2 separate regions of the Homo sapiens genome follow, and region 2 is linked to region 1. A link is a loop called in an ENCODE intact Hi-C map of the cell type or tissue named here. Cell type or tissue: MCF 10A. All regions are shown on one strand. Links, peaks and the distances in the headings refer to the core of each region. The heading gives the core; the rest is flanking DNA.

Region 1 (15,540 bases), core at 4,825-12,824:
ACTGAACGTCAAGCCAGCCTGTCCACTCCCATTACTAAAAGAAATCTCCCCTTTTAACTTCATCCCATAAATGGATCATGCTTCCTGGATCCACCCGAGGAGGACGTGGTTTAGTTTTAGATTCTTAGATTACAGACTTCCACCATCAGTTTCAGTATTCTTTTCACGATATTAATGTTATGAAAACTGTTAGAAATGAGGAAATACCGCCATGTCAGGTTCACTCATGGATCAAGAAATGAGCATTTTCTTAAACATCAGTCCAAAACAACAAACCTCAAGTACCATAAGTTCAGATAACTTGGGAGCAGTTGAAATCCTTTAAGCCACAAAGATAGTGTCTTTTGGCATGGCTGGTGAAAGAAGGAAGCTGGTTGAATTCATTGACTAACTCTGTTGCTGGCTAAAAAGACAATTAAGGAGAAAAGGGATGGAAGAAGAAAAGAACCAAAGAAACTAAAATCTGTTTCTTTTTCAGGAGGAGTTGGAAGATGAGGAGTAACACAACACTTTAGATATACATGTTAAAAACTTATAACAAATCATAGATCATACTAAAGGATTACCGAAGTTTAGAACATGGCTGAGGGTATAGATGTCAGATTTTCTTACACAATAGTGGGTCTTTTGTTTCAGAGTTCACTCTTGGCAAGCAACTCCCTACCACTGCGTTAATTTCCTGTCGATCTTTCATTCAGCAACAGACCTAGAGATGGGGAGCAGACACTGCCCCCCCCACCCAGGCTTTTTAAGACTGTGCTTTGTGTAGATTAAAAAGACGAAGGAAAAAAGAATAAACTTTTTCCAAACAAGATGTCCATGTGCATTCTTTAAGATCCTGTGTGTGCTTAAAACGATCCTGTAAAAAAGCCCTCTCCATAATTTTGAACCTCTCCTTTTTCTAAAGACTTTTATAGGCATTTTTTTTTCTTCTTCTCAGCATGTGAACCAATGTGTAACTCAAATAGATGTTACTTTGCTGTTTACTTAGATTGTTTTAAAAGGCTAGCTGTGTGGAGGAATGAGGAAGGAAGGGAGGCGGGAGTGGCTGGAGTTTTTTTTTTTCTCTGTTGACCTAATGAATGCAGTTCTTAAAAAATAATAAATATTTATATGTGGTCTTAATTTTTAATGAGTCTCATAAACTGGCTGGTATAGAAAAGTGTATGAAAAGCCATATATATTAAACTATAGTTATTATAAATACATGCATATGTACACTAGAATGTTTTATGAGGAAGGGAACTTACTAGTCTTGTTCACTCTTTGTTTTCCCAGTGTCTAGAACAGTGCCTGACATACAACTGGTACTCAGTAAATATTTGTTGAGTGAACAAAATGAATGTAAATTGACAGCATTGCCTAGTGGGGGTACCATTAGACTAGAATTCAGAAAACTTGGAGTCTGGTTCCATCACTGCCATTAATCAAGAATATATTGTTGCTGAAATCACATAACTTCTTTGCTCCTCTGTTTTTTATAAAAAACTGGGACTAGCCCAGCTATTCAGGAGTCTGTGGTGGAAGGATGACTTGAGCCCAGGAGTTTGAGGCTGTAGTGGGCTACGATTGTGCCTGTGAATAGCCACTGCACTCCAGCCTGGGCAACATAGTGAGACCCTGTCTCTTAAAGGAATAATAGGGGCTGGGTGCGGTGGCTCACACCTGTAATCCTAGCACTTTGGGAGGCTGAGGGGGTGGATCCAGACCAGCCTGGCCAACATGGTGAAACCCCATCTCTCTAACTAAAAATACAAAAATTAGCCGGGCGTGGTGGTGCATGCCTGTAATCCCAGCTACTCAGGAGGCTGAGGCAGGAGAATCGCTTGAATCCAGGAGGCAGAGGTTACAGTGAGCACTCCAGCCTGGGTGACGGTGCAAGACTCTGTCTCAAAAACAAAAAACAAAAAGAGGAATAATAGTATCTGCTCTCCTTGCCTTTTGTGGGTTTTTTTGATGATTAAATGATATCTGAGGGATACAAAAATGCTTTGGAAACTACAGGGTGCTTTACAGACTGTGTGTGTGAGTGTGTGTGTGTGTGTGTGTGTGTGTGTGTGTGTGTGTGTGTACAGAAAATCCTTTATCTCTTTGCTTCTCAATTTCTTTTCTTAGGAAAATCAGATTATTTAAATCCCATTATGCACAGCTCTCCTCTGTTCTTACTAAGCCTCTGTATTCCATTACCTCCAGTAAATCAGTAAAAGGTGGTGAGTCAGGCTGTAGTGGAAAGCGGGGTCTGCTGTTTTCTCATGTCCATGTTACTCTGTGGGACTCAGAAATCTTGCTTACATGTCTCATGAACTTTCTTACCTGTTTGAACTATACAGGCTATAACATATGACTTAGAGTCTTTTAGTTATGACCACTCTTAAGATTGATGACTAAGTTGAAGTATTTATTAGTTGTTATTATGGTGGATTGATAATCATGCATTTTAACATAGTAAACTAAAGTCTGTGTCGTAGAATTAGCTATAATTTACTTTTTAGGCTGGATGAGGTTACTGATGCTTGTAATCCCAGCACATCGAAAGGCTGAGGTGGGAGGATTGTTTGAGTCCAGGAGTTCAAGACAGGCCTGGGCAACATAGGGAGACCCTGTCTCTATTATCATAAATAAAAACAAATTTTTTTAAACAAGTGTATATATGCATATGCTTATGTGTTGTAATAATAATATGTCCCAGAGTTGCACATCTGGAAGAGAAGAAGATAGCAACTGAAAAGAAAATAGAATGGTATTGACAAAGAGAAAAGATGGCGTCATTAGGACAATTACTTTTTATTTTTGGAACAACTCGAGGCTTTACACCCATTCTTTTCCCACATTTATTTTTTCTATCAGAATTCTTAAATCTAAGAAACAAATAATATGGAGGTTCTTTATATTAACACATTGCTTTAAATTAGGAAGAAAACTGTGTATAGGCTGCAGCAGACTTTAAAAGCATTGTAAGACTTTAGATTTGGAAATCAACTTTAATAACATGGAAACTTTAGATTTAAGAGATCATTTAATACAGCTACTTTGATTTGGCTTTTAAGAGAACTGAGGCCCAGGTAGCCCAGACCAAGGATCTTTTGCAAGGTCGTGCTACTGGGTTCTTTAGCGTCAAGACTGTAACCTACATCTTTAGGTTCCTAAATTTTTATCATGCCTTCTTGTTACCTAACTGTTGATTGTTGAACTTTCTTTTTTCTTTTTTGAGACAGGGTCTTGCTCTGTTGCACAGGCTGGAGTGCAGTGGCGCAGTCATGGCTCACTGCAGCCTGAAACTTGAGCTCAAGCAATCCTCCCATGTCAGCCTCTCAAGTAGCTGGGACTACTGGCATGTGCCATCACACCTGGATAATTTTTAAAAATTATTTGTAGACACAGGGTCTCCCTGTGTTGTGTGGGCTGGTCTCAAACTACTGGGCTCAAGCTGTCCTCCTGCCTCAGCCTCACAAAGTGCTGGGATTTGAATTTTCTTAAACCTAAATCAATATTATAGGCCTCACCTTAGGAGAACTTTCCAAAATATTGTTAGTGTTGACCACCTTAGCATTACATTTGCTAACGACAGTCATCCAGGTTTACTGAACCAGGAAACCAACTTTCAGGTTAATAAGACAGTTTCGTCTATGTGCCATCCTTATCCTTGTCTGGACATATCCATAGAGCACGCATTTTAAATCTGAAAGAATATATGTAGTCTCCCCTACCCCAGCTTTTTTTAAGTAGCAAGGGCTATTGAAAAAAATCAGAACCCTCCGCTTACGCTCGCATACATGTAGCTTAAAATATATGTTGCTTATTGAAAGCATTGTTTAAGTTGAACTCACGAGATATACTACATCATGTAATATGTCTGCATTTGTCCATGCATTCTTTTCGGAAACCTGATCTTACTTATGTCTGCATTTAACAGATAGGCTAGGTTAAGTTATGTTAAAACATGTTGTACTGAGGTTGGATTCACCGTGTCACAGCCTGGCTTTCTTCCTTGATTAGCTTTAATCAAACTCTCTGCATTCCGTGACCTTAATAAAGCTATTTTTCCTGACAACTGAAGACTGTCTTAACAAGCATAGTTCATCTGTGCTGAAACTAAGGCTGAGTTAAGATGGGGTTTAGGTCCTCATTAAAGTCCACAGCATGGAGTGTAAGAAGAAATGATGAAATGGTGCTCCCTGAAACATCTCTTCTTTAAATTTAATTAGACAAATTATACGCAAACTAGTAGATGCCCTGGGAAGGCAATCAACATTAGGGCTAATAAAAAGCTTGAGTAGTATAAAAAGGCTGGGGGAGGTGCTGTGGAGCCTTTCTAACGCCTATGAGAGGCAAATTAAAACCAATTGCGAAACATGGAAACTGGATGAATTTCAATATTGATTTAGAAATTAATTTTATTATGTTGTTCTAAATATAAAAATAAAGGCTATACTTATTAATCTTCCAGAATTTGACATGTTAACACCTATGCACAAAGCATTTTATGGATCTTTATATGCTGGGAGACACAATTATGGGCTGACTTGGAAGTTTTGGCAGACCTGGGTTCAAATTCTAGCAACTTCCCCTACTAGTTTTTTTGTTTGGGGGGGTTTTTTCGGTGCACATTACTTCACCTTTGTGAAATCCAATTTCATCATCTATAAAATGAGATAAATAATTCTATTCCTGAAGAGGCTTTATAAGAATTTTAGAAAATTAAAATAGTAAGTATAGAACACTTGGTACAATGCCTGGCACATAATAGGTGTTCAGAAATAGGTACCCCATATTTAGAAGGAACTTCCACTGAGTTAAGAGTGGTTTCAAGCAAACTGTCCTATAAATATGTGAGAATTGGATTATGAATGTAAATATTGTGTGCGTAATCTTATGGATCAAGATAAGTTTAAGGGAAAATGCTAGCGGACAGAAACTTATAGCTTTTGGAAGAAAAGGTGACTCAAACATAAGAAGCAAATTATTTGAAGCCCACAGTAGCCAAATGGAGAGAGTAGGTTGAAACATTTGTTAAGTGCTGCATGCCAAACATCCTGTATACCTTACCATCTCATTTAATATTGATAACAACTCCACAAGGTAGTTATTACTGACCTAATTTTGCAGATAAGGAAAAAAGAGATTCAGAAAGGCTACGTGAATTGCATTTTAGCATAGAAGAGTCAGGACTGGAACTCAGTGTTGGCCTAGTTCTTGGGGGTGGTTGGATGGCAAACTAGTGCAGGTATGTTCATAACTTGTAAGATCAAATTTGTCATATAAATTACGGGGATATGTAATCTCTCTCCCTTCTGGCTCTTTTCATCCTTGGGTGAGTTCTAAATAAAACTATTTTGTGTTATTTTTTTAACCCTCATTCCATTGCTTTCAGACTCTGGTTCTCAACCTTGGCTGCCCATTTAGAATCACCTGGAGTGGGATCTGGGCGTTAGCATTTTTTAAAGCTCCTCTAGTGATTCCAGGTAGGCAACCTGCACTAAAGACCTCTGCTTTAAAATCTCTCTACCTCAGGCGTAGGTGTTTTCATTGCCCATAGTATTAAGCCTAGCTTTTAGCAGAGATTTGCCAAGGTTGATTATGATCCTCTTGCTTGTTTGGAAGAAGAAATATGGAAGCTGTGAAATCTTTTCCAGTTGTGATAGATGTTGTTTATGCATTAATTAGCATGTAAAAATTAAACACTGTCTATTCTTAATGTTAGCACATTTTCTTTCTCTCTCTCTCTCTCTCCCACCTCTTTTTTTTTTTTTCTATTGAAGGAGGCCAAATTAGATGGAGTGAAGAGAAAAGTGATTATGGTAACTTTTCCCTTCAGAGAAGTCAAGAGCAAGAGTATTTTTTTCCAATTTCTTAGTAAAACAAAAAATATTTTCTTTCCTTTTTTCTTTTTTGTTTTTGAGACATGGTCTTTCTCTGTCACCCATGCTGGAGTACATTGGTGAGATAATGGCTCGCTGCAGCCTTGACCTCCCAGGCTCAATTGATCCTCCCACCTCAGCCTCCTAGGTAGCTGGGACTACAGGCACACGCCACCACGTAGGGCTAATTTTTGTATTTTTTGTAAAGATAGGGTCTCACCATGTTGCCCAGGCTGGTTGCAAACCACCAGACTCAAGTGATGCTCCTGCCTTAGCTTCCCAAAGTATTGGAATTACAGGCATGAGCCACTGCTCTGGCCAAAGTTATTTTCAAAATACAGTGGTTTTACCCCACCACCCTTAGAGGTAGAAAGAATCTTTGACCCCACCACCCTTAGAGGTAGAAAGAATCTTTGTTGCCGGACAGATTTGTGGTAAATCCTGGTTTCTCACTTTCTGATAAAGAATTAGTCATTTTATTTGTTTGTTTGTTTATTTATTTATTTATTTATTTATTTATTATTGAGACAAGATCTTACTCTGTTTCCCAGGCTGGAGTGCGGTGGTACAATCTCAGCTCACTGCAACCTCCGCTTCCTGGGTTCCAGAAATCTCCCTCCTCAGCCTCCCAAGTAGCTGGGATTACAGGCATGTGCTACTGCACTCAGACTAATTTTTTGTATCTTTAGTAGAGACATGGTTTCACCATGTTGGCCATGCTGGTCTCGAACTCCTGGCCTCAAGTCGTCCGCCCACCTCGGCCTCCCAAAGTGCTACTATTACGGGTGTGAGCCACCGTGCCTGGCTAGAATTAGTCATTTTAAATTCACTGGGGCTGGGCGCAGTGGCTCATGCCTGTAACCCCAGCACTTTGGGAGGCCGAGGTAGGCAGATCACTTGAAGCCAGGAGATCGAGACCAGCCTGGCCAACATGGTGAAACCTCATCTCTGCTAAAAATACAAAAATTAACTGGGTGCCTGTAATCCCAGCTACTTGGGAGACTGAAGCACAAGAACTGCTTGAACCCGGGAGGCGGAGGTTGCAGTGAGCTAAGATCACGTCACTGCACTCCAGCCTGGGCAACAGAGCAAGACTGTCTCAAACAAAACAAAAGAACAAAACTCTCTGGGCTTGATTTCTTAATCTGTAAAACAGAAATAATTCTTAACACATTTGGTTACTCTGAGGATAAAAGTGGAGGAAAAAACATGCAGAGGATAGTCCGGAACTCCCCATGTAGATCCCATTATTAGGTAACTGAGGTACAAGTATCTTAGGCTACTGGTCCGGGCAGGCTTTGCTGAGGGGCTCCGTGCAGCTTGCTGGTGCAGCCGAGCAAATGGGCCTGTAGCCGACTCTTAATCCAGGTTGGTGCTATTCAAAGAGATCATCTTTCACCCGAGGGATTTCTGGGCATCTATTTTGCGGATCAGAAAGTAGAGAAAGAAGGTAACTTTGCCGAAAGCTAGTCTGGGGAGTTAGTAGCTGATACAGATCAGCATTTCCTAACTATGAGATTTCATAATATTCTCTCTTGTCTCGATTCTGAGTCACTGGTGCCTGCTGTGGTGGCATTGTTCATGAACATGTACAGTTATTGGGAAGTGATCTTGTCTTTCCTCCTGCCTTCAGGCACTGCTACCTAAATTACACCCCGACAGATGTATTCCCATTCTTCTTTAAAAGACTATGTCATGAGCTGAACTATTAAGTTTTAAAGTTGATAAGCATCAGGCTAAGCATATTTTTCCTGCCATCTCCCACGGAGGTATAACATTGTTTTCTATACTTAGGGAATTTACCAAAAAAAAAAAAAAAAAAAAAAAAGTTGGTATCTGCTAATGGGTCAAATTAGCAGGATGTTTTGAAAACTCAGTGGAAGAATAGCTCTTCCTGCAGATGCATGACCTGGTAGAAATCCAGACATTGGGCTCCACCAAACTCGAATGATACCCAATAAATGATGAGAGGAATATCCAAAGAGTTAAATGCCATGAGACCACTCACCCCCTAAACTCTAAATCCTTGTATGACCCTGAGACAGGCAGGCAGTAGGGCTGCAAGGCTGAGATAAGTACTGAAAATTGGCCCATATACATTTTGTTTTAACATAGCTCCTTCCTTTACACTTTTCTGTACCCCTGGCCTGAAGGCTCTACAGCTTGTTACATACTGATAGCTAAGTAAATGCAATCAACATTCCATGCTACTGCCTGCAGAAAAACCGAAATTGTTTACTGCCTCCAGGATGTTGGTAAATATCTGGCTGTATTTTTTTTTTTTTTGGCGGGCGGGGGCGGGGGGAGGCAATGGGTAGGAGAAAGCTAGTATACAGTGTCCCAATTTACATTATAAAATGCAAATTTTGTACTCCAGAATAAGAAACAACTTAGAGTAGACCTGTATTGTTCCAAAACTAATGAGAAATTATCATGTTTTCTATGTGTAGAAAAGTTTTCTCTTCGCAATGGCTTTACATATTTTCTGTAGGGAAAAATTCTATTTATAAAATAGCCTGGGATATGGAGAACTCAGTGATAAAAGGGGCAAGAACATTTTCAGATTGTTTTACCCTGCTGGAATGTAGCATGGGAAAGCTCCTTCCAAAAGGCTATTACCTCTGGGCATTCTGGCACAGTTGGGGAGTGAATTGGTAAGATAAAAATGGGACGAAAATCCCTATTTTCTGTTAAATACAAACAGGCTCAGAATGGGGCATCCTGCATTTAGGATTAGAAACTTCATTATACAAAAGCAGGGTGGAGAAACCCTAATTTGACAGCTAACCCAAGAGTGTATGGTGACCACAAGATTAACAGGGGCCAGCAGTGTGACATTGCCATTCAAAAAGCTGGTGCTGTAGTTGGGCTGTGGTCTAACCACAGCTGGGTTTTTTTTTTTTTTTTTTTTTTTGCCCAGTTTTGGGCACAGAATGCTAAGAGGAACGCCAACAGAATGGAGACTCGATGCCAATGAATTGGGAAATCATATTATGTGACGGGCAGTTGAAGAAGGCATGTCTGTAAAATTGAAGAAGAGATTTCTTAGAATGACCTCAGTAACAAGCTTAAATATTTAAGTGTCTGGTGAAAGTAGGGGTGGGATAGTCTCTGATGTGCTACAAGATCGAAGAAGGAGTTAAGTCCTTCTCTAGAGCCTCAAACCCCTGCTCAGCATGAAAAAAACAACAGAAACCCAAGTTAACATCTCCTTGCAATATCTGATCTGTTTTTCCAATACATCTGCTCATCTTGTTTCAAAACAAGTAGCTGTCACCATTCTTAACCCTGTCGTCCAAACCAGAAACCGGGCATCATCTTTGACTGGTCCCCTTTACTCAGGGGGAAAAAAAACCATGTCTTTTAAAGTCAGCGCCTATAATACTGGTCTTTGGTTTATCTCCAATAACTCGATTGTTAACAGCCCTTGAAGGGGAGGCAATACTGTTAAACTTGATAATTTCTAAAGAGTTTTGAGCTATTTAGCACGAAGTGATGCCAAGAAAAAGGAATACTAACATTACTCACAGCAGAGGGAAAAATTTTATATCCTTTCTGAAGGCCAAGGTTAAGTTCTGTGTGACTCAGCACATTGACTTTCTATATGACCCTAAATCCCTTCTATTTCCTGATCTACTTGTCTTGACCTGTTTCATTTCCACACCAAAATAGTTTCATTAACACAGCGATCATGCTCAGGAGATAGTGGCTAACTGATGTAATTAACTGACATGTCAAAGGCTATTGGTTTATTGCATATGCAACTGTCTTTCCTGGTGGGAAGATACAGTTTCTGCTGACATAATAGGTATGCAAACATGCCAAATTGCCCAATAATCTGCCCCCGTGATGGTGAGGTGTTTGCGGCCATTCTACTTACAGGAACAGAATGGCGGATCTGTTACTATGTTCTCCTAAAATGCAGCTGGCCAAAGGTGCTAATTGGTAAACAGTTAAAATAGAAAGAAGAGAAGGCAATTCAGTTTTGGGCCTTAGTGAGTTTTTTTTCCTTTTCTTTCCTTAAAAAAAAAAAATTGTGCTTTTGGCATGCTAATGCATGCATTTAGTCTCTGCAAGAAATTTCCATTTAAGAAAGAATTTAAAAACATGAAGTGCTCAATCCATATCTCCTAAACAACTAAAAAGACTGCAATTTCAAATGAGAAATTATGTTGCAAAGAAGAAAAAAGTTGTTTATTATGGCTCAAAATTTTAATCACCCAAGGGCTGTAAAGTTAAAAATAGACAATTCTGCCTTCTGTTTATGGTAAACTTGGCTGAGTCCCGGCAAATTTCAAAGCTGAACATACTGTATGTTATTTTTGCTTAATTTTAGATTCCACATTTTAAAATTATTTCTTACAAGAAGCATATTTCAGGATATAAACTTAGCCTGAAGAACAGTATTCTTGATTTTTGCCCATATTGAAACTCCTTTGAAAATAGTAAACTATGGTTTTGGGATTTTCCTATTCCCAAGAGTCCAAATGGGTACCTTTCTAAGTCTTTTACATTATGAATGAACACAGGATTATGAAATTGTAAAGGTTACTTTCTGCTCTCTAATTCCTTTACTCGTAATTTTAGTTTTCTTAACGGTATAACTTGATGCAAATATATACACAGTAGATACTAACTTTCACTGAAGTGTTTTCGGGAGGGAGGGGCACTTTACAAGATGTGTTGCCTTTAGTTTTTCCGGTAAGGAGACAGGAAGACACAGACACAGGCTCTTAGGGCACATGGAAAGCGCCTGCCCCTGTGCCAAGAACTTAAGAGAGAGCCGGGGATGGACCCTCCTTGCTGTGGCTCCTGAACAGTGCAGCCTCTCTTCTGATGCACTCACCCTGGCGAGGAGAACCGCTTGTGTGGCGACTGCTTGGCCCAAGAGCGAGTAGGATTGTTGACTCAACTCTCTTCGTGTCTCCTCAGAGAGGAGGAACACCTGGCTTCACCTGTTTACATAACTCTTGTTGATTCTTGTCCCTAAGCTCTTCCAGAATGCTCTTTTGGGCTTTTCCTCAAAAGGTTTTTAGAAGAACAAGCTTTTTGGGGTGGCAAGAAATTTAGGATGGAGATTTTTGTTTTTAACCTATTAGTCAGCGTGGCATCAGAGAACCACATGTGCCCCACAGTCAGTGGCATGCTCAGTAAATATTTGTTGAATATTATTTAAGTGAATGACTGTTTGCTGAAGAACAAGATTTCTCTGATGACCTTGACAAACGTATGTTTGTGATTAAGTTAATCATAGCTACCACTTAGAACTTCTTACTCACTAGACATGTAGCTGAACACTTCATATGTCATTCTGCTTTTTGTTTTTTTAAAGACAGGGTCCCTCCCACTCTGTCACCCAGGCTGGAGTATAGTGGTGCAGTCTCAGCTCATTGCAACCTCTGACCCCCAGGTTCAAGCAGTCCTCCCACCTCAGCCTCCCAGGTAACTGGGGCTACAGGTGTCTGCCACCACACCTGGTTAATTTTTGTATTTTTTTGTACAGATGGGGTTTCACCATGTTGCCCAGGCTGGTCTAGAACTTCTGGACTCAAGTGATCTGCCCACCTTGGCCTCCCAAAGTGCTAGGATTACAGGCATGAGCCACTGTGCCTTGCCTTCATATGTTATTTCTGATCCACTAGGTTTGGAACCTATCCCAGGACACCTGGCCATATAGAGTAGCTATATCGAGTCTATATTCAGCAAGTGCAGGGTAAGCTCTGATTCCATGGTCCTTCCAATATGCCATACCACCGAGGTTGAGAAAGGTGGTGTTAACAGTACCCATACGTTGACATAAGGCCTCTGAGAGGCCAAAGGATATGCCACAGTATTCTTTAAGGTGCTTAAGCCCTTAATCATGAAATGTTTTCCTAGGCCACAGTAAGAATCTACTTAGTTTACACACAATTCTAATAAATCCGGTTATCTGTTTTTCAAATACAAAGCAGATTGATTCATTCAGCAAATATTTTCTGAATACCTATTATGTGCCAAGTAGATTGTTCTAGATACAGTGAACAAAAAAGAATCCTTGCTCTGACAGAGGTGATGTTGCAGATTAATAGATCAGTGGTTCTCAAAAGTGTAGTTCCTGGATCAGTGGCATTAGCATAACATGGGGACTTGTTAGCAGTGCAAATGTTGGTCCCCACCCCCGACTTACTCAGTGAGAAGCTCTAGGGGTGGGGCCTGATTTTAAACAAGCCCTGTAGATGATTATGATGTATGTGAAAGTGTGAGAACCAGTATTCTAGAAGATTTTAAACAATTTGTGTTCCTATGGCAGATAGCTCTCTGGAGAACTTTGTCTCCTGATTCATTCCCAGACTACCGTGTGTGTGTACATGTGAGTGTTGGGGTCTTACCTTATAACGGCATTTAGTGATTGGCAAAGCTCAGATGCTGGGCCTCTATGGGGCAGAGGCACTTGGACATTTGTACCTAAGGATGTGGGCCCTGGAGTTACATGTACCTGAATTCAGATTCTTACTTTGCCAAGCACAGCCACAAGAACTTGGGAGAGTTAGGAAAACTCTCTAAGCCTTAGTTTCTTCATTGTGCAAATGAGGTTGACAGTAATAGGACCATACCTCCATTTGTAGCATGGCTACTTGGTACAAAGAAAATGTCCAGTAACTAGTAACAATTGCTTTTCTCTCTCCAGGATCCAGCACCTGGCCTGGCACAGGGTACATGCTCAGAGAACAAGTCTTTGAAAGAATGGGTAGATGTTTATTTTCCTTTGTATTAGCCATTAGCTCAAGGTCTGCAGCTACTTAATTCCAACCTGGGTCCATTTTTAGCAGAAGAAAAAAGAATAATGGGACTCAGCATCAAGGCGCACCTGACACAGAGTCCTCTTGGAAATGTGTGACCTGCCTCAGTTTAGCCACTGCTTTTACTTCATCCTCATCAGTCAGAGTATGACATTGCCTTCCCCTTTACCTCTTAATTTTGGAATATTTCAAGTGCCTCTAAAATTTTATTTAATTAAGGGGCTTCCAAATCTGCTTGTAGATATTTTATTCTTGAAATGCTTGTGGCATTAATAGTAAATCAGAATCAGACCTCCACCTATTTTGTGCCATTTCAGCACTAAGCCAAGGAGAAAAATTATTGAGGAAATTAATGCTTCCCTTAAGCACAGTAGGAACACGAAGCTAACATACTGCCGTATAACCTGATTTCACTGGTATTCTTTCTGAAATTTTTGTTTTTCTATTTCTATTGCATATTGGACTTCATGGCTAAAACAAAGTGCAATTATGAGGAGGATGTTTTCTCAAAATCTGTAGGGTCTGGTTGGTCACATAACCTTTCAGAAGAAACATTATCTACTGGATGACTTAGATGTTATTCACCAATAGATTATCAAGGTTTATCTCCAGATGTTCATTAATTCACTAAGTATTAATTGAGTATCTACTATGTGCCAAGCATCGTCCTAGGTGCTAAAGATATAGCAGTGAATGAATGGGACAAAAGTCTCTGCCCTCTTGGTATATACTTAGTTACTTTCTTTTTCACACATGGGCATGTGTGTAGGTGTCTCTGGAGTAATGCGTTATATGCAGGTGTTGAGCCTAGGGTGGTGTTGGGTGCATCATGGGCACTCACATGTTAATTTCCTGCACTGTAGATGATTGCTGATTCTCAGTGATATAATCCAGTCAAACCATTTGGCGTTCTTCTGCTTTAAATTTTATTGGTGAGGTTTAACTCTTCATTAATGAACGCTGTCACATTTTCTCTCTTCTCTGACATGTCCTGGTGCCCTGGGTTTGTGGGGTCAAGTCACTGCCGATTTAATTCAACTCTTCTTTGTATGACTACAAGTCCTGTGTTTTAGTTTCCTATTGCTGCTGTAAAAAATCAACATGAACTTAATGGTTTACAGTAACACAGATCTATTCCCTGATAGGTCTGGAGGTGGGGAGTCTCAAATCCAGTGTTACTGGGCTGAAATGAAGGTGTTCCGAGGACTGGTTCCTTCTGTAGGCTCCAGGGGAGAACCTGTTCCTTGGGCCTTCCAGCATCTAGAGGCTGGCTCTTCACTGCATCACTGCATTTGAGCTCCGCTTCCTTCTCCTGGACCTTTGACCCTCCTGCCTCCCACTTAAGGAGCCTTCCAGTTGCATCATTGGGCCTGCCTGAATAATCCAGGGTAATCTGTCTACCTCAAGATCTTCAACTTGATCACAGCTGCAGAGTCCCTTTTGTTGTATTCATGCATTCTGGACATTAGGATATAGACATCTTGGTGGTTGGTCATTGTTCGGCCGATCATACCTTGTGAGAAATTCCAGTGTCCCTGGGCTGAGCTGCTAAGGAGCAGGTTTTATTGAGCAGTCTTTCCCATTCTATGAAACCCAACCCAGGAGAAAACGCTCTAAAATGCAAATGTTGCTAACTTGGCAGAGCCTAATTATATGTGCACAACTACCTAAAATTTTCTTAATAATTGCTCTCTGTTCCACAAGACTTGGCTCAAAAACCCCTCCTCCAAGGAGCCTTCCTGAATTTTCCTGGGCTTGTATAGTACTCTGTGTTTGTGATTCTGTGTCACGCTCTGTGTAAGTGACTCCATGATCAAAGCTTTCCTGTTGTAATTGTGTGGATTTACTTGTTGCCCACTGTCCCCATACCCTCCACCCCCACATGGTGTGCTTTCTCCAGAAAGGGACTACTTCTGCTGACCACACAGAAGACGTGTGTAAAGTCTGTGTATCAATGAATGGATTCTCATCTTTCATAGTTTTTTTTTTAAATAGTTTTATGTGTGTTTAACTTAATTTCACTTAAAAAGATATTTACCAGAAGCTGAAAGTAGGGTGTGATGAGGTTGGGTTCAGGAAGGACTGGTATCACATGGCTTCCCTAAGTTGTATATTACATTGTTAGGACACCTGACAGAGCTGTGGATTAGTGAATCTTACGGATGGCTCTTTTCAGTTGAATATAATTCTGAAGCTCTGCACCATTCTTCCCACTGTGTTGCTGTTAATCTACCATAAACCAGGTAGATTCTGCATAGTTGGAAGTGATGGAAATCAAGGTGAATGCCTGATTCTTTAAATCTTTTTTTTTTTTTGAGATGGCGTCTTGCTCTGTTGCCCAGGCTGGCATCCATTGGTGCAATCTTGGTTCACTGCAACCTCCGCCTCCTGAGTTCAAGCAATTCTCGTGCCTCAGCCTCCTGAGTAGCTGGAATTACAGGTGGGCACCACCATGCCTGGCTAATTTTTGTATTTTTAGTAGAGACGAGGTTTCACCACGTTGGCCAGGTTGGTCTCAAACTCCTGACCTCAAGTGATCTGCCCGCCTCGGCCTCCCGAAGTGCTAGGATTACAGGTGTGAGCCACTGCGCCTGACCTGAATCTTTAAATTCTTAAAATCAGTTTTAGTCACCAAAGAAGATACTCTGTAGCTTAATAACTTTGAGTTACTGTAACGGAATCAAGTCACTGGTATTGAGACATTTTTATTTAAAAATTTTAAATTAGAATCTTACTATGTGGAAAAATACGGTCATTGTTGGAAAATCATTTTGCCTCTTTTTAACAGCATTCAGGCAGTTTTTTTTTCCCTTTGAAAATAGACCTTGGTCTGTGTTGTTGGAAAGCATGTAATTTTCATTTGTTTTTTTTCACCTAGTAGTGCTTAATGATACCATGTGAAT
Region 2 (15,540 bases), core at 3,213-11,212, 180 kb after region 1:
GTTGGCCTGCTCTTTGGGTGTGGGAAGTAGAGTTCATGGAGGTAAACCATTGCCAAGCAAGAGATTTGTACTCTCCCTCATGTTTTGTCCATGTGAAACCTTTGTAAGTGCAGTGTCCACATGCCCAAGGGGCCCTCAGGTAAAAACACAGATAACAACATTGCTCCAGGGTTTTTCTTTATTAGAATTCTGTATTGTCTAACATGATTGGTAAAACCAGGTGAGCTCCTAAATTGTGGTTTTTAGTGACATTCTATAATTCACTGCTGACCTTCTCCCCAATGTTGTGACTTGGAAAAAAATTCAAATTAAGACTTTTTTTTTTTTTTGAGACAGGATTAGACAACGTGGTCACCCAGGCTGGAGTGAAGTGGCACGATCATGGCTCACTGCAGCCTCAACTTCCCAGGCTCAGGTGATCCTTCTGAGTAGCTGGGACTACAGGTGCATGCCACCATGCCTAGCTAATTGTTTGTATTTTTTATTTTTTTATTTTTTAGAGATGGGGTTTGTTATATTGCTCAGGCTGGTCTCAAACTCCTGGGCTCAAGTGATCCTCCTGCCTCAGCCTTCCAAAGTGCTGGGATTACAGGTGTGAGCCACCATGCCCAACTTCAAATTAGGACTTCTTTACAATAAGGGTTATTCTATTCAGAATCTCATTAGATGTTAAAAAAAAATCAAACCAAAACAAAAAAATACTTTTTAGTAATTCTGTCCCACACCTTTTACTTTTAATTTATATTACTTTTAATTTGTTCTTTCCCACCTTTTACTATTAATTTGGTGTCGCTTTATCCTTGCACATATGAACAGAAATATAGTAAATTAAGTAGTAGGCAAAGATAGGCCAAGTCAAGGATAGTAGTAGGGCAAGGATAGAGCCCAGAGGGAAGAAGTAGAGGGGAAGTGTGTTAGCGGTGACAAATTGTATTCAGAGAGAATGGCTTCAGTGGTATTGATAAGGAAGAAACAACCTTCCCACCAGGTTGTTTGATGAACCACACTATTAGACCATTCTTGCTTTGCTATAAAGGAATATCTGAGGCTGGGTAATTTATAAAGAAAAAAGGTTTAATTGGCTCACTGGTCTGTGGGCTGTGCAGGGAGCATGCTGCAGGCATCTGCTGGGCTTCTGGGAAGGCCTCAGGGAGCTTTCACTCATGGCAGAGGGTGACGCAGGAGCAGACAGGTCACATGGCAGGAGCGGGAGCAAGAAAGAGAAGGGGTTGGGGAGGTGACACACACTTTACAACCAGATCTTGCAAGAACTCACTATCCTGAGGACAACACCAAGAATATGGCACTGTTTCATTCATGAGAAATCTGCCCCCATGATTCAATCACCTCCCACCAGGCCACACTTCCAATATTGGGGATTACAGTTCAACATGAGATTTAGAGGGAGCAACATCCACACTCTATCAGACACTTTCCCTGGACTGTAAAGCTGGAGTTTTGGTTTGGGTAAAATCTACTGAGTCCATCATTTGGTGAGAAAAAAAAATCTATGGTACTTAGATGTGCACATCAGGAATTTGTATGTACACATTGATTACAATAATGGTTATAATCCATCATCATCTTCCAAACCTGTTCTAAGTGCTTCCGCCTCTGGAGTAGGTGTTCTTACTCGTGCAATTAGGGAACAGTGCCTTAGTTAATTACATTGCTTCAGTTGAAATCCCGACTCTACCAGTTACTGTCTGTGTGACCTTAGACTGTGCTTTATCTGTAAAATGAAATTATAATATGTAATAGCACCTACCTCATAACACTTTGAAAATTACAGGAAATAACACATGGCAAAGCTGAGGAGAATATCTGGCATGCAGTGAGCACTCAGTAAATATTAGCTCGTATCACTTTATTGTTATTGTTATTCTTACAACCACAAAAAAACTGTGTCACTTTCCTGCACTTCACGTCACTAATCCTGCTGGTCTTTGATGACTTGTATAGGCCATCACTGCTTCCACAAAGCCTTCCCTAGCCCTTTCACTAGTTTAATGCCCCCCTCTGTGCCCTCAGAGCCTGCTTCCACTACCAGAGCCCTTACCACATTGTATTGTAATGCTTCCTCTGTTGGCCTGCCTCCCCTACTGGACTGCAAGGACCTGAAGGTCAAAGAGGTACACTCTAATGCCTACCATAGTACCTGAAGCAGAGAAGATATTCAACAAAGGTTTCTTGGGTAAATTATTGAAAGTTTAATTAACTTGCTTAAGGTCACAAAGCTAGTAATTGAGTGAAACCCATGTCTGACTTATAAAAGTAAATAATAAGCTATAAGAAAAATATTCCTCTAATAATGATAATGCACTAAATTATGATTCCACCTGATTATTACTTACAGAATACTCTCAAAATTACTTGAAACCTTCCAAATTTTGGCTCTATCATCTCTTCAAACCTCTGTCTGACAATGGTACTCACTTTATACTCTGCCTCCAACATATACACTTGACTTCCTATCCATAGGGTTATCCTTGTTGCCCCCCATAAATTTGACTTGCACTTTCATCTCCTCTCAAGCAGTCATCAGTATTTATTGAGGCCTACATTGCAGCGACCTGTGATGCTCTAAGGATACAGAAATGATATCAGAAGGTGGTGACATTTGAACTGGATCTTCCTGGTGTGAATCAAGCCTTCCCCACTAGCTGTTCTTTGAAAGAAGTTTTGACTAATCTGTGAGCCCTTGATGACACGAAATATTTTGATATATGTTCTGAGTTCACTGTTCGTATTTGTTTATAGGTTGGCATCAATAGATATTTGTTGAATGAATAAATCAGGCTGTAGAGAAACATTTTAGGTTTATAATTAAAGCACCTGAAACAAAAAAAAACACTACATTTAGCTTCTCTCTAACCCTTTTAATGGTAGTTGGAACATCAGAAATTAGCCATTGAGCTTACTGACTCTTTTTCTAACGATTTACTGTATAAGAGAGCAGAATGCTATTGGCTTCACCAGCTGTGGCCAGAAGGGCTCCATGTTCAAATTAGCTACAAATCATGTCCCTTATGGCATTGTTGCTAATGGTGACACTGAGGGTCAGAAATGCCTACGGTAGTGAAAAATATTTCAAGTGCCCCTGACAGTTAACATCTGACAAGAAAGTGCTTTTCTCTGTGTGGGTTTTCGAGGGAGTAAATGAAATTGAACTCGCATACATATATGTTTGTGTATACATGCATAAACATGGTACTTTGCATCTGGTCTGTGACTACGCTGCAACCTTGGGAGATTTGATCGATTTTCTGATGTTAGAGGTAGGAATTTAACTAAGGGAGTATTCTTTGGTAATCGCAAAGCAGAAGGACTTCCATGCAACCTGGTACTGGGTAGCAGCCATTGGCTCTTAATTTTGTAAAAATGACAGATATTCAATAAAGTATCAGAATGATTAGAGGGAAAAATATTAGAGCTGGAGGAGCTGCCCTACTTCTGAACAAGCAGTTGAAACAAAGGCACTCATTGGAATTCATGGTTGGTTGACATTATGTAGCCTGTTGTTGCTTAATTTTGTTTCCTGTATATTTTCAGGGTTGTGTTCATTTGGTTTTAGCAATAAGGACGGGTCATTTTGGTGCTGTGTCTTTTTAGTTCACCTGCATCCTTGAGTTGAGAGCAGAGAACAGAATGCATATTTATTTTCAATTTTTACATGTTATTTCGTATTTCCATAGAGTCTGTGGACTTTTAGGTACAATGATGCTGTCGTGAACAAATAAGATGCTGTCTGAATGTTCCTGAGAGCTTTAGTGCAGTGAACACACCTTCTCAGCAACAACAAAAGGAGATCAGGGAGGCTTGGCCAATGTACTCTCTCGTCCACATACGGACTGATAAGCCAATCTTCAAAATCAAGATTCTTCCAGAAAGTCCAAATTGTCGAGTTTATATTTATAGACCACATGTCTGAGAGTCTCCTCCCAACCCCCCTCAACCAAAGATAGTAGTTTAGATATAACAGTTTTTAAAATCAAGTTCTCACTATAAAATCTGAGTTAGATACTTGGGTAAGGGTGAGGAGTAGAGGGTATGGCTGAGGAAGAAGGGGCATTTCAAAAGAATTGTAATAATCAGTCCCTGACCTTATAAGAGTTTATATTCTAATTACAGAGAATATAAGTCAGACAGCTCAACAGTGGCAAGATCACATAGTACTAAATACCTGCTGAGGTCTTAAGGCAGTGTTTATACACTGGAGGGTATTTTCCTCCAGGGACCATATGGCTCTCCTTAAGGGTATTCAAAAATGTGTGAGGGCATTTTTGGTGCTCACAAGGAGGGGATGTTGCTGGCATTCAGTGGTGCAGGCCAGGGATGCTGAGCATCCTGAGGGGACAGGGCAGTTCTAAACACTGGAACTGATTCCCCTCCGAATGCTGATAACCCTGATGAGAAACATTGTAGTGGTTCCGAGAAGAACAAGAGCGCTCTTACTTGGAGCCGAGTCTGAGATGTCCTCAACACGTTCTGTGAGTCAAAGGTTATGTTCCCTAAAATCAAGGAAGTGGCCTGGATCATAAAGTGCTTCAATGATCAAAGTCAGTCAAGTGAAATGTGTCGATCATTCTCCTGCCTAAAAGGCCAAATTCTTTCAGCATTGATTTAAAGCTATAAGGAATCAAGACCCTTTCTTTAATGATGCTTTCTGATGATTCTCCATTTGTATTGACGGAAGGAGCTAAAGTGTGGAGGCTCTGCACTAGAGGGTAGTTTATTTTAAAAAGTTATTTCTGCATTTAGTGTTAATATTAATTGCTTATTTTATATGCCTTTTTATACCATCTGAAGTACTTTCACATCTAAAAAAATTTAAATAACTTTTTTTCAAAAAAATACTGAAAAATAAAATCAGATTTCTAAATTAAATAAATTAAATTCAGTTTCCTAGAGCAGGCAGCATGGCATATTTAGTTATCAACAGGAATTTTCAGCAAACGAAAGTCTTTTAAAAAATAAAGTGAAACTGGAAAAAGGAGGCCATTTTTAATTCTTTCTCTATATACTTCTGTACATTATTTATGAAAAAGTAGATAAAACTTGATCTCCTGCAAGTAAGATTGACCTAACGTCCATTTCTAGAGTATTAGTAGTCATCATCCCAAAAATATAAGACCAAAATTTGTATCCTTATGTCTAGAATAATGCTTGGCCTCTATAGATATTCAATATGTATTTAAAGAAGAGATGGTGATTTATATTTGAAAATATTTGAGGAATTATAAACAATTATTTTCATAAACACACAAATATATATACTAATATGATTATATTTAGGAATTAGATTTCTAACATTTAAAATAGCTTAGAGACTAAGTACTGTTATTTCTCACTTTTTGTAGAAAAATCAAAAAATTCTAGAGAATTTATTTTTAATAATTTGTTACTAGCTTTAGAAAATAATTTTTTTACTCAAAAATTCACTTAAATAAAATTACATTATCTACATTTTGATTTTTATAGACAACTTTTATAAGAATACTTGCATTATTTAACATTCCATGTGAAAAGAATGTGGTTATTTCTTAATTTTTTCTGTTAAAAATTCCCTGTATGATTGAAGATCTAAGATATAAAGATTATGTTTGTTATTTATAACAGTTATCATTTTTTGAACACATTCTGTGTTCTAGGTTCTTTGCTAAGCATTTTAAGTGTACTATTTCATTATTCCTAATGACAAACTTATGAAGTAAGTATAATCATTAGTGTCATTTTACAGGTGTGGAAATTGAGGCTTAGGATTTTGGAATTATAATTTCTGTAATACTGCCCCTCCTACTTTATTGTAAATAAATAATATCTTGGAAATATGATTTTTGAAAGATGAATGAACATTTTGCCATATAGATCCCTTTACAAGAGAAAAGACAAGTACATTGCAAATTCACCCCGATTCATATTTAGCCCTGAGTATTTGTTTTTTTCAGATCACAAACAACTAAAAACTATGAAACTTACTATGTTTGATAATTACATATTTTACATTAGATATATAACTTACTTAAGTTCAAAACTAAGTCTGGAGAAGGTGGATAAATAAGTCAAAATTAACTTCATTTTAAGGGAAGTTTTACAAGCAATGGTAATAAGTCGCTGAGGAGAATGGACCCCGGCATGTTGGAATCCGTGGTTGCAAGCTGACACTTTGAGGGAATGTTCTTAGCAAAACACTCACTTCAACGGAAATTAGGTCAGCCTTCTGGAACATTTATCATGTATACCTGTCACCAGCAAGACCCAGTCCTTAAAGTGAATTGAGATCACAAGCAATGGTCCCTCCTGCTCTGAGCTGCAAAGGACACTCTAAACCAATAGTTCTACAAATATGTGAGCTTGGCAGACGCTCCCATGAAACTAAAGCCAACACCCATATAGTTGCTCTGGGAATTGAATTCCTTAATGCTTTGTTTATAGAATTTTGAAACAGCAAATGGATTTGGTCTGTTCTGAAAAAACAATCTGTCCTGTGGCTTGTTTGGAATAACATCTAGAGTTGCTATAGAAGGATGGAGGCAGATGACCCATGTCTGATTTGGAAGACAGTTTCGCCAGTTTCTTCTCCTTGTCCTTTATTGTTCAGCCAGGTTGGTTTTTGCCCGACTCAAGGTATTTGCATAGAGGAAAGGCCACCTTCTACCGAAGCTAATTTGATATAGAAACTAGAGTAGTTAGCAAAATCCAGAGCTAAAAGAGTTAGCAAAATCCAGAGTAATAGAAGGTAAGATAGAGTGTATGGTAAAACCAAAACAACGTAAATGAGTCATAACCCAGTGCCCTTTCAGTAATCATATGGCATCATTCTGGTGGTTTCAGAGCAGTGTCAGCAAGTATGGAGTCCTGTGTAGGAATCTGAGAGTGCATCTGTGTCAGTGTACATGTACTTCAGCCCAGTGAATATAATTCATTGAGGGTTTTATGCATGGAAATTACCACATTCACCAGGTAGCCTGTATCTACTGGACTAAGTTACCTTGCCTTGGAAAGGAAGTAATTACTAATCTTTCTCTTGTGTTTATGTTTGGCAAACTACACCTAAAGACTTCACTAAAAAATTGGTAAAATATATATGAAGCTGGTTGAAAAAAAGATGAAATTATACATATGTTTGTGTAGTAGCAGGAATCTTCCATTACATCTCAAGAATGAAAGGAAAAAACTATTAAGAATAGATGTTTCATTTCTGTGTTCATTCATCACAGATATACTGAGTACCCACCATATGTCATACATTGTACAAATGGTAGAATCAGAAAGATGAGAGAAGTAAGATCCCCACTTTAACTGAGTCCTTATTCAAGCTGTGTGTCTGTGTGTGTCTGTCTGTTTGCGAGTGACAGATCCTTAAACAAAAAATAATGATAACCTATGTGAAATGCCCCAGTAGAGGTTATTTTAAAACTCAAGGAGAGAACTCTATAACTTAAAGATATTTTGTCTACAAAAAGGAGCGAAGGTTTTATTCGAAGAAAGAGGAGCCTGTTTTATATGAAAATCCTGAAGATTTGAAGGGGCTGAAGAAGTAGAATGGATATGGAAGAAATCCACCAATGATTTCTTCCTGGAAGAATTAAACACACACACACACACACACACACACACACACACACACACACACACCAACTTTCATGATCACACTCTATTAAGCCAGGACCAGGAAACAATTTCTAATCAGCACTCTGATCTGGGCAGAGATTGTGCAGTCTTTTATACCAGGCCTCAGATCTGTGTTCTCTATTCACACATGCTCACTTCCAGCTGTTGTCATTGAAATCTCACATAATCTTCCAAGGTCAAAGGGCAGTCACCCATGGCTGCTGCAGTTAAAAGGTTATGCTGATTTCTGTTGTCAAATATTGGCCCTTTTCTCTTCCAACCACTCCCATTCTACTTCTTTTTTTTTTTTAAACAAGAAAAATCCAGCCTAGAATTGCATTACATGACTTTAAAGTCTTAAAAGTGTTCCTCCATTGTGCTAACACGACATGGCCTGAACAGTCTAATTCATTCTGTTACATTTCACAAAGAATTTTCTGGTACTTCTAAAATACTTTGTGCTAGGCCAGCAAACTTCAAAGTATTGTGACCCACATGATTGTGGCCTGCCATAGTATCTGCAGAAGTGAATAATACAGGTTCCACAATTTAATAAACATGGTGAATTTTGGCATCGATAACTAATTACTGGGTAAATGAGCAAGAATTACACAAAAAATGACTTTTGAAAAGATGAAAGCTCTTTGCATTTTGTGGTTCTAAACATTAGCTAGTTTTATTTTATATTTGGAGACGTATATAATAGTACATTTAATATTTGGAGTCTTAGAAAAGTAATTGTAAGGATTTTTAAAAAATATTATTGCTTCACTCCATCCAGGATTTTCTTTCCATGCTTGGTGAACCAAAATCAGTGTTGAGTATCTTAAAATTAGCACATGGCCCCTGGCTATCTACTTTCATTATCATTGCATGTGTCCTCAGGTGGTTTAGCAAGCAGGATTCTCTGTAAATGGTCTGTCTCACAGCCCTGTGTATAAAACCTAAAAAGGAAGAAAAGGGAGATGGGCCATTACGATTTTTTGCTGTTTAACGTCCATGAACCAGGGTAGCCCTCAGGTGATCCAGTTTCATGTCTGTTTCACTTAAGATAATCAGTTTCTGATGTATTCAGGGAATACATTTCCCTGTTTTTTCCCTAGTATATGTAAAAGTTCATAAGCAGAAACTAAAGCTATTACAAATAGCTTGATTCATTTGCAAATTACCAGTTGTTACTGTCCAAGTTTAGAGGAAACTTTGATGCAGAACATAAAAACAATAAGTTTGCTTTTTAAAAAACCTCTTTAATTCAAAACCGGGTTAATTAAAAAATGTTAATTTATAGTGCATTAAAACCATAAAATTAATTTTAAAATATTAAGCTTATAAAATACTGATACTATGCTAATTACAGAAGACCTTAGCTTTTCTAATATGATGCAAAATTCTCTGTTTTTTAAAATGGTGCTAAAGTAAGTGTTTAAATTTTTAAAATAATCCCTAAAGATTATTTTTGTTTCTCTGTTCTTGTACAAGTCTAAATTTTCAGTTGAGTCCGCTTGCAAAACAACTGTTTCAGCTTTTAAGACTAATAAATGCATAATTCTAAATGTTTCGGGGAAATGGGGAAAATAATTTGTTGACATGACGAGAGAGAGAAAGGGAGGGAGGAAGGAAGGAAAGGAAGGGAAGGAAGGAAGGAAGGAAGGACGGAAGGATATTTAGCCTGGAAGAGAGAAAATTAGGTTGATGAGATGTCTTCAGATATTTGAAGGATAGTAGAAATAAAGAGAGCCAACATTTGTTCTGCCTATACCAGAGGACAAAATCTAGGTAAATTACAAGTTATAGGAAGGTAGACATATTCAGGGAAATATGATTTTTTTAACCCCTCATTTTTTTATTAACCACAATTTTTTTGTTGCAACATGACGATTATTACTCCACTACTAGATGAACTTTAAGGTCCCTTCCATATCCAGTTCATTGTGTGATGCCATGGATCTGATATTTGCAAAGATACAAATAGGTAAAAATCTTTTTTCACTTTTATTTTTAGATATTTTGATATCTAATAGACATAGTCCTTTAATTGCTCAATCACTTGGAACTTAAAACTCATGAACTTTCTTTCTATGAAGTCATTGGGCAATCACATTTAGTTTAATTAAATGCTACCCTTCCTTTATTAACTGCAGGAATTGGTGAAAAGATGTGACAAGGCCTTTGGATTAGACTGGGTAATTAAGTCTCTGATGCTAAAAATCATGGATTAAAATGGGATAAAATTCATTATATAAAGAGTGGTAAATATACCTGTGTTCTAATCCTAATTTTGCCACTATCTGTGTGACATTAAGCAAGTCACTTAACTTCTCATGTCTAGTTTAAAAGCATTCCTTTGCAGATTAATAATACATACTGTACTAGCAAAATATGTTTGTAGACTGGAATTGGCCTGAGGGCTGCTAAGTTGTGACACGTTAGATTCAAAAGGGATAAGTTAGTAGTTATGTGGGTTAGGGTAAGTGCTTAGCTACTATAACAAAGCAACCAATAAAACGCAAAAACATACAGTAGTTAATGTATATTGAAATCTATTTTTCTTTCTGTTAATATTCCCAGATGAGCAGCCTAAGTTGGCAGGATGGTTCTACTCCACAGTGTCATTCAGGGTCCCAGGTTCCTTCTGTCTTACTGCTCTGCTATTCCACGGGTGTGTGCCTGCATGGTAGAAAGTGTTTTCGCTCATAAAAAGGGGTAGAGACAATGTTCAGGGCAAGAATTTCCTTTCAGGTACGTGGGGGTAGAAGTTGATTGTATCACTTGCGTTCACTTTCTGGTTGTGGCCACTCCTAACTGTAAGGCAGTCTGGAAAGTGTGCTTTCTGGCTATCAACCACGTATATGTGTGACAAACAGCAGACTCATCACAGGAAGATATTGCAGTAGTCTTTATTAGTTTCTAATGTTCTCCTAGAAAGGTATTACAAAAACATGAATTTTATATAAATACATTACTGAAAATCTTGCTGTAAATATCTGCCTTGACTGGGGACATAAGTCCCCAAGAGTAAGGACCTTGTGTTATTTTACCTGTTGCATCCCAGGTCCTAGGATTGTGGTTGCCATGTAATAGACATTAAGTAAACATTTATTGAATGGAAGCAGTAAATTAAATATTGACTCTGTCTCTATGGCTATGGCAGAAATCATTGAGTGAGCAATGATGGCAAAAACAAACAAAAAAACACAGATTAGGTGTCTGTATTGAGTAACAGTAAATGAGCAGCACAGGGAAATTTGGAGCCACAAAAGAAGGCCAACAGTGTGTAAGTCCCATGACACATACTTCTCAAACCTCTTTTTGCCCCATTCTTCTTTTGGTCTAAGAGTACATTATTTCCATAATGGTGACAATTTCTTAATGTGTCATGATAAACCAAAATGACAATCATACCCATGTTACAAATGCATTTAAAGCAATCCATGTATTCATCTGAGAATCTCAAAACACCTCATCCATATTATTAGCTGACAAACATTTCTGCATTTTGCAAATTCTCAGGCACAACTTTCTAGATATAGAAGTGTTTCAGCCTTACTGTCAGTCCAACACCATATGTCAACCTTTTAATGTTTACCATAAGCACACTACCAAGTGAATTTTTCTCCACTATCATAAAGGTTAATCTCACAAACAGAATATATATGTACTTTTATTGCTCCTGTGTTCTTTTTTAGATATCTGAATTTTTGCATTTCTTTAAACTATAAGGAATTATTCTAAAAATAAGCCGTATCTCAAATGTCACCAATGAGTGGCAGAACAATTTAAATAGTCACTATACAGTCAGAAATCAGACCAGAAATTTAAAATTTGGCATTAATGGATCAGCAGAAACATCCCTGCACCTGACTCCTCAAAAGGAAAAACTGTTTTCCAAGATAATCTAAATTAAGAGTACAGAAGTAATATCACTGTAGGTGAGCTAACAAAAATTTACATCACGCTTTAGAGGACTACCAAATAACAGTATCATAAGTCACTCATCTGAATCACTAAATAAATATTTATTACACACCTAGAATAAAGGCTTATGCTGGGCCCTGTGGACAATGTGAGATAATGAGACCCAACCCTCCCCTCCCCGGTTTGTTGTAGGAGTGCAGAGATAATACATATAAACAAATAACTGTCCAGTCAGGTAGAAAGAGGCAAGTGCCGTAAGACAAGCAGAGAAGTTCTCCTTAATTGAATAGTGTCTCCTGAGCACACCTAAAATGTTCTGTGTTGGGGTGAGAGGGAAGATTAACGAGCCACATTCCCACAGGTGGCTCATAAGCCAGTGGGGAATTCACAGAAGGAGAAATTAAAATTCCAAGGAGGGAGTCTGGTTGATGAGGTAAACTTTTCTTTAGAAGGATGAGAATGTAGGTTCCCTGAGAGCAGTGTCCCCAGGGACTAGCACAGACCTGCACAGCACAGGCAGTCCAAAATCCTTCTGGAATATAAACAGCGTGAGAAGGAGGGAGCTTTTCCCGTCAAGTGGCCAAGGCACACCAGCATGGAGAAGCCTGGTAATCATTGGCCTGTCTTGTTATTAGGGATGGAACCCTATTTACCAAAGGAAGACTAGAATAGAGATGAGTTCTTTTTGATGAAATGACTGGGGTATTGCAGTTTGCCTACATCCCTTAACCAGACGAGATTTGATCATTTAGAGCTGACAGCCCCTTGATATTCCAGCAGAGAAAACAAAAATACCATCTTGGATATAAACTTTCCTTCTCAGATGCAAAATTAACTCTGTTTCTTGGACCTGAAAACTTTCTTTAGTGGTCAGCCTCCTGTGTGGTTTGTTCCCAGGTGTCTCTGGCCTTGACCTCTGAACAGCTCTTCAAGGTTACCTGTCTCTCTTCAAATCTTAACTTTGTTCCTCTCCTGCCTGCTAAAAGGCGGATAGATGTTCAGTTCCTCCATGAAATGAGATTTAGTTCCCATGTAATGGCATTTTCCATAATAACTGCTGATATCATCAAGGTAAAGAGAGCTGCTTCTCCTAACTACCCATGAAAGAATTTAGCTTTTTATATTTCTACCTCTCCCATATAGTTTAATCTCTCCCCACTGCGAGTATGACTGACTCCAAGGTATTGAAGTCTGTGCTCTAATTGGGAATTCAATGAACAAGACTTCAGTGAATGAACTTTTTTAGCCATATTATATAAAATGAAAAAGGATCTGCTCCTCATTTCAATCTCCTGTACAATTGCTCCTGAACAGTAGTACAGAATTGTAGAGATAGCACATTGTGCAACCTGGCTTTTTATCTGAGACATACTTAATGAAAGCACATGTTTTGCACTTTTTTTCTGAGAGGCCCTATTCAAAATGTAAATCTTGGGACCTTTTGGGAGTGTTTAATGTGCTTTCCAATGGAGGATCTTTCAATATTAATAATATCTGAATTTGGAATCGCTTAAACTCACCTTTTTATTTTCTTTTCCACTTTTTTCTTACTTTGCAGTAAAGTGGAACAATCAGATTAGTGTCATTTCCCTGCAAGTCATTTTTAAGATTTGGTTTGTGTTCATGAGAATGAAATATTAATTCACTCAGGTTTGCTTAGTAGTTGTGTTAGCAATATCACTTTTTCCATCATTTCTTAGGTTTCATTTCTCATTGCTGTCTTCTTACAAAGTTCATCAGTGGGTTTCCAAGCAATTGGTAAAGGAACAAGAGCAGTTTCATCACCATTTAAAGTTACATGGAGTGTTTACACAGACCTTTCCATGGGGACATATTATAAACATAATCTAGCCAAGGCTGTCTGATAATACTGTGTGAAGAGATGGTTACATCAAAACCTGCCAAAGAAGGCTAGGCGTGGTGGCTCACGCCTGTAATCCCAGCACTTTGGGAGGCCAAGGCAGGCGGATCATGAGGTCAGGAGATCGAGACCATCCTGGCTAACACAGTGAAACCCCATCTCTACTAAAAATACAAAAAATTAGCAGGGCGTGGTGGCAGGCGCCTGTGGTTCCAGCTACTTGGGAGGCTGAGGCAGGAGAATGGCATGAAAGATAATGGCATGAAACCCAGAGGCGGAGCTTGCAGTGAGCCGAAATGGCGCCGCTGCACTCCAGCCTGGGAGACAGAGCTAGACTCTGTCTCAAAAAAAAAAAAAAAAAAAAAAATCTGCCAAAGAATTATACTCTTTATTTTTGTGATTATAGTGCATTCACATATGTTTTACCTTCTAAATTGCACACATTCCACTAAGGTAAGCCTTGGGAGGCAAGTTGCTGGTAGGGAAAAGGGATGAAATTGTTATTTTTGCAGTGACTTTCTCAGGATCACACAAGATCTTCTTTTAAGCTTGGGACTAGATCCTTTTTGGGTGGAGGGAGCTTTATGGCCATGATGGACAATGCTACTGCCCTTTAACTCTATTTTTACTTGAACTTTAAAAATATGAACCATAAAGGGAACAATAAGACAATCCCCAGGCATTTATCATCAGAAACGCCTGAATCAATCTGACCAGAAGCTTCATTGCCTGTCCTGTCCTGATCCTGTTTAGTTTGGAGGGAATATGTGGATGGTTCATTTTCATAGTTTCCCAGTACAGACTGACTCAGTTTTAGTTAAACTATATTGCTGGAAATGAGAGAAAGAGACAGAAATAAGAAGTTCTGCCAATGATTTTACCAAGAGGAAAAATGACATAGGTGAGCCCAGTTTGAGTTTCATTCACTCTGAGGCATCTCAGGAACACTGACCCCATCAGGCAGTGTGTCAAGACCTGGAGGGCCAGAGGCACAGAAGATACTTCCCCTCCTCAGAGGGCTTACAGTCTAATGTGAGAAAAAGACAAAGTTACAATCACGTACGGCAGGTCCCAGGTGAGAAATATAGAGTATAACTGGTCAGTATTCAGAAGGGAGAAAAAAAGTGTTCCCCAGTGGTGGGGGCAGCCAGGGAAGACTTTTGTGAGAGGTGACAACAAAGCTGAGTTCTAAAAGACACTTTAGGAGGTGGTTAAGCTAGGAGTAGGAAGAACAGATGTTTCAGGAAGAAGGAGCTGTATCAGGGGATGGCAGTGAAGCAGTGCAACGAGGAGCTTGCAGTTCACTTAGGTCAAGGGTAGGGCCAGAAGTGAGAGAGAATAAACAAGAGGCTATATCTAGGTCCCATGCCATGGAAAGGAGTTAGTACTGTACTCTGAACGTTCTGTGGGGCTCTTGCAAGCATTCTTTCTTTTTAAAAGAAAAAAAAATATATATATATGATATGTATATATCTACTATTATGATATGTATATATCTACTTATATATAAATATATATTTATTATATATTTTTTCATTTTAATAGTTTCCCAGTGCAGATCAGCTCAGTTTTAGTTTAAACTATATTGCTGCAAATGAGACAGAGAGACAGAAATAAGAAGTTCTGTCAAAGTTTTACAGTATATATAAAAATATATATTTACATATATATATTTCATTTCAGTGACCTTTGGGGTAAAAGTGATTTTTGGGTACATGGATGAATTGTACAGTGGTGAAGTCTGAGATTTCAGTGCATCCCTCACCCAAGTAGTGTAACTTGTACCCAATATGTAGGCATTTTTTTAATCCGTCACTCCCTACACAGCCGCCCCCTCCTGAGTCTCTGCGGTCCATTATATCACTCTGTATACGTCTGCACACCCATAGCTTAACTTCCACTTGTAAGTGAGAACATGACGGTATTTAGTTTTCCATTCCTGAGTTACTTCACTTAGAATAATGGCCTCTGGCTCCATCCACGTTGCTGCAAAATACATTATTTTGTTCTTTTTTATGGCTGAGTAGTATTCCATGGTATATATATATACCATATTTTCTTTATCCGCTCCTTGGCCAATGGGCATTTAGGTTGGTTCCACATCTTTGCAAATGTGATTTGTGTGGCAGTAAACATACACATACAGTTGT

The links. Peaks named below come from ENCODE experiments on the same cell type or tissue, not always from the same donor. Only the 100,000 strongest peaks of a DNase experiment are listed, where the experiment ranks them.
Region 2: it touches region 1 in a loop (4-fold over the local background); 2 of 110 quality-filtered maps call a loop at or near these places.

What each region holds. Positions count from the first base shown.
Region 1 is chr1:61,132,217-61,147,756 of GRCh38, forward strand. The region is part of intron 2 of NFIA (nuclear factor I A); the gene reads left to right. Among named protein-coding and RNA genes, the nearest start is that of NFIA, 57 kb to the left of the region's middle. RefSeq lists an enhancer at 9,371-9,515 and a cis regulatory region at 9,438-9,448. In MCF 10A, for the core only: no CTCF peak of the experiment used is centred there; DNase peaks (open chromatin) are centred at 7,355, 8,815 and 9,575.
Region 2 is chr1:61,312,199-61,327,738 of GRCh38, forward strand. The region is part of intron 3 of NFIA (nuclear factor I A); the gene reads left to right. Among named protein-coding and RNA genes, the nearest start is that of NFIA-AS1, 66 kb to the left of the region's middle. In MCF 10A, for the core only: no CTCF peak of the experiment used is centred there; DNase peaks (open chromatin) are centred at 6,303 and 6,813.